Regions from separate parts of the Mus musculus genome. Here region 1 is linked to region 2. Evidence: chromatin loops called from intact Hi-C (ENCODE). Cell type or tissue: heart. All regions are shown on one strand.

What was found. Peaks named below come from ENCODE experiments on the same cell type or tissue, not always from the same donor. Only the 100,000 strongest peaks of a DNase experiment are listed, where the experiment ranks them.
Region 1: a loop joins it to region 2, with 11 times the contacts of the local background. A loop is called at or near these places in 26 of 42 quality-filtered maps.

Annotation. Positions count from the first base shown.
Region 1 is chr13:89,666,870-89,669,369 of GRCm38, forward strand. The region is part of intron 12 of Vcan (versican); the gene reads right to left. Among named protein-coding and RNA genes, the nearest start is that of Gm4117, 66 kb to the right of the region's middle. In heart, a CTCF peak has its summit at 1,338 (motif pointing right); no DNase peak of the experiment used is centred here.
Region 2 is chr13:90,839,613-90,842,112 of GRCm38, forward strand. No RefSeq gene overlaps it. Among named protein-coding and RNA genes, the nearest start is that of Atp6ap1l, 64 kb to the right of the region's middle. In heart, a CTCF peak has its summit at 1,524 (motif pointing left); no DNase peak of the experiment used is centred here; H3K27ac peaks cover 854 bases.

The DNA of each region.
Region 1 (2,500 bases), 1.2 Mb before region 2:
ATCTACAAGTACTATCTCCATGTGTAAATTTACCAGAAAATATATAAAAATATTTCAAGTGAATTTAGGAAATGAGTGGGCATGAATATGATCAAAACATGTTGTATAAAATTCTCAAAGCGTTAATAAAGCATTTATTTTTAAAGTGGCAGTAAGTAGTCTAATATATTATCTTTAAGATAGGTGAATTTCAATCGGAATATCAGAACTCTTAGGACACAAGGTGAAGGAATTCATAGAATTTTTAAATGTTCAATATGAGGCTAGAGAGATGGGTCAGTACTTAAGACTACCTGTTGCTCTTAGAGCTGACCCAGGTTTGGTTCCCAGCACCCACTTGGTAAACAAGGAGATCAAATATCATCTTTTGTCTTCCTATTCTGAACTCTGCAGGGAGTAGGCATGCATTTGATGGATGTGAGGATGTCTTTATTCGAACAGACTTGTGTAACAGATTAATTCTGCTTAAATCTATTAGAGATGAACCACAATGGCCAGAAGAGCAGTCAAACATATTCCCCAGTGAGGTGGGAAGTCTGAGATGTCTATTATGCAGACATCCTTGAAAACCAATTGCACACTTTGTAAATGTTGGCCTCTCTTCCTGGACAGCTAACAATTGTGTTTCTGGGTATCTCACATATCACTGGCATTGTAAATCTTGAATCTGTGACTGTCAGGTCCCTTTTGTATTGTCTCTGTATCCAACCAGATATTTAGCTATAATTCTTCAGCTCAGATGTCATCATGTTTTATACTTTAAAATTCACAATACTTTGGATTTCCTGGAGTAGCTAATTGAATACTATGTTTTGGAACTATTTTGATGGTGCTAAAAACATTTAAATATCATACATACCCTATTGATAAAAGTAACTTGACACCTTTTCAGGGATAATTTTGGGAGAAATTGATTAAATTTTCAACTTTAATTTTTATTTATATTCCATAAAAAATTCAATCACAGCTCTTCGTCTTCCTTTTTGCTCCAAACACAGATAATTTAATTTACAGAAGAAAAGTTTGTATACTAAACTACAGAAATCTTCTTGGTTCACCTGCCAAGAAGAAAAGTCAAGGAAGTGACCTGTTGGCTTCTATTACAGTGTGTAAAAGTGAAGGTTCAAGAAAGAACGGGGCTAATTTTAACCTTAACTGCCAGGATTTTATGAAGCTTAAGGTACCTGTTAGTTTCCTACTGTGCTTGCAAATCATCTCATTTTGCATTTAACTATTGGGCTTACAATATTATACATTTCAAAGCTATACGAACCTAAACAACACCCCTGCAGACACTAGTGCTGTTCATATAAAAATACAAAGCATAATGTGACCACCAGGTGGTGACATAGACTGCTCAATATGGTAGTACTTTGAGTGCCAGCACAGGATATAGAATCACAATTATTAACTCCACCTGCAGAATAAAAATTAAAGTGTCATCTGTGGCATGTCCTCCTCTGTGGCATGTCCTCCACTGTGGCATGACCTCCACTGTGGCATGTGCTCCTAGTTTTGTGATTTTTTTACAAATAGATAGGCTATATTTTCTAGTTCCATCCTATTCTGCTATTGACTATTACAGCTCTCATCTGACTTTTCTACCTAAGACGAGCACTACAAAAGCTTGTTTTTTCATGTTTCTATGAATAGCATCTAATGATTTACATCAACAGTGACAGTTCATCAGACACGGTATAATCATGTCTGGTAGATCTACTCAATATCTTTAGAGTAGGACCAATAAATAATTATGCCCCAGTGCACAAAAATCAAATGCATGCTGTATGAATCTGCAAAGTTACATTCTGAAAATATCACACCTATACTACAAGCTGACTTGTGTAAACTCTTTTTTTTTTTTCCACCTGGGACCCATTAAACCACTATTGGACTCTGAGAGCCACAAAGCCCTAATATAGCCCATGTCACCAAGGCCAAGAAGACTATCTCCAGAGAATACAAGCAAGTTGCATATACAAAAATACTTTATCAAGAGCCTGTGTACCCACCTAGAACACACACACACACACACACACACACACACACACACACACACACAGGAGCATACATCCACACAAGCACACACATGGACATGCATACACACACTGATAGCAGTTAGCTTGCCACTAGGTAATCACTTGAGTCAACTGTATGTTCCAGAATACAGAACAAATCGTTATCTGAAGAAAACAAAGGCCATGGGAGCTTCTTATTACAAAACTCAAAACATCTTTCCTTCCTGGGTAGCTCTAGTACACAATAGTCATTAGTTTGTAGCCTGCAGGGGACACATTTAACTGTTCTCCTTGAGTGAGGCAAATGCCGTCCCTGCAAGGTAGATCTCAGGCTCTCCTAATCCATGCTCTCTGGTCTGGGTCCTGATTTATTTACATTTTACAGGAGGTTATGGTTTTTCTGTTATCATTAGTTGAGCCCACAACCGAAGAAGAAAAGAGCAGCTTTGTTTCAAAGGAGAAAGAGACGTTTGTTCAGGCAT
Region 2 (2,500 bases):
GAGGTGTCAGTACCAATGTCCCAGCAAAGTCATTGTCTGGAAAGGGAGGGCTTGACAATACTGAGGGCAGGTGGGGCTTTTGTTTTGTTTCTTTTCTCCCTTGGGTTTTTGTTTCTTTGTTTCTTTGTTTCTTTGTTTGTTTGTTTGTTCCCCTCAAAGCTGGCTCTAATACCCACAGCACTTCCTAAGGGCGTGATGAGGAACACAGAGGTGAGACCTCCAGATTGCTGCAGAGCAGATGCGCTTGGCCTCATGCCCCTGTGCTGCCTCCTCCTTGTCTCCCACTAACCCCAGGACATCATTTATACTAGGATAAAAATGGATATGTATGGGCTGGAGAGATGGCTCAGCAGTTAAGAGCACTGACTGCTCTTCCGAAGGTCCTGTGTTCAAATCCCAGCAAACCACATGGTGGCTCACAATCACCCATAATGAGATCTGATGCCCTCTTCTGGTGTGTCTGAAGACAGCTACAGTGTACTTATTTATAATAATAAATAAATCTTTTTTTTTAAATGGATATGTATGCCAAGTGGTGCTTGGTGTTACTATTCAGGAGGCTGAGGCAGGGGGACTACAAATGCAAGGCCTACCCCAGCTACAGAGGTGGTTCAAAGCCAGCCTGAACAACATATTAAAAAAAAAAAAAAAAAAAAAAAACTGGCTCAAAATAAAATGTTTGGAAAGGAGCTGGGAATGTAGTTCAATTGCTTGCCCAACATCCTAGGTTAATAGTGTACGTTAACATCAGTTCACACACACATATACATATCACACACACACACACACACACACAGAGGAGAGAGAGAGCCTAAATGAATATTACATAAAAAGTTGTTTGTTTGTTTGTTTGTTTTAGTATAGCAATGTTGTTATTATTCTACAAAATATTGGAATTCTTTCTCCCCACCCAACCCCTGTTCCTCCAGGTATATGTATTCATATGCACGCATGTGCTCAAGTGTAGATGATATGTGTATCTCAGGACAACCTTGAGTGTCAGCCTTACCGTCTACCTTGTTTATGATGCGGTCTGTTTGATACTCAGCACTATAGATGACAAGGTAGCTGGACCCACCACCACCCACCCACCCCAAGTTGCCAGGTACTCTCCAAGTATTCTTCAGTCTCTATATCCCGTGTTGCCATAGGAGTACTGGGTTACAGATGGGAGCGTCTATATCCAACTCTACACGGGTTCTGGGAACCCGGACTCGGGGCCTCTCGGTTTTGTAGCAAGCTCTTAACCTACTGAGCCATTTTTTCAGCCAACAGCGAAATTTCTACTCTCAACTCAGCCAGGGACATCTTTTTAAAAACTTACGAAGCCAGTTTCACAGTGTGTAGGTAACTGCGTGCTGTGATAGCTATAGCCATGTTTTAATCTTTGAAACTTAAGACTTTGGCCTTTACTCTTCTGTGACTGTGGGACTGTTCATGTTTAGAAAAATAAGCATTTCCTGCACGGTTGAAACGGGTTATCTAGCCAGCTTCAGACACTGATCAGTGGTTCTCTAGCGACCTCTAGTGATATAATGGGGAACATATTCTGTCAACAGGGAAGTGAAGGGATGTTTGCTGGGTCAATGTGAAGAAGCCCTATAACCTAGGGATTAAGGAACGGTTATAACTTTGAATAAGGGAAAATTTAAGTCTTTCCCTTCTCCGATATTTTGTGCCCTCTCCTCTATCTTCTTTGTCTTGTCTCAATCATGTTTATCTTAAGTACCCTTGAGGGCTCTAGGCCATACTGAGTCCTTGCCTACCCCCATTGCTTTACGGAGCCTAATTGTAGACAAAGCCTTCTTACCCTCAAACAAGACACATTTCTCCAGTGACATCCTGCATCTGGTTTCACAGCAGCATTCCCTCTATTGTTAGTTCCTCGATTCTAAAGTCTTTGTATATCCATTCCAAACCCAAGCAAGGACACGCTGCTACTGTCTTCGTTTTGTCACAGTAACCGCGGGGTACAGTATTTCTTCAGAGGAATTAAGATTGGTTGCTTCCAGTGTTAAATTGTAAGAGCTGGATTCTACCTATTGTTCAGTTTTGGGTTTTTGCTAGTTTGGGGGTGATTTCTCTTTTTCTGAGTTTTTGTATTGTTTTGGTTTGTTGTGGTTTGGTTTGGTTTCTTTTGGTTTGGTTTGGTTTGGTTTGGTTTGGTTTGGTTTGGTTTGGTTTGGTTTGGTTTGGTTTGGCTTGGCTTGGCTTGGTTTGGTTTGGTTTGGTTTGGTTTGGTTTGGTTTGGTTTGGTTGGGCGGGCTTGTGGCAGCAATAGGTAAGATGGGGTGTTCATCATGAACTTCCGGAAGCAGAAAGATCCAGGTTTTCAGTGCATATTAAAAGATGTAGAATCAACAAAGATAAAGGATATCAAACTCTCCACGAAGTTGAGCGATGATCTTTCCCAAGAGAGGAACTTAACCCATAGCTCTGCTCTGCAGACAGTGGATCAGTCAACTCCAACCTGGGTCCTTATGGTATATTGTTGGGTTAT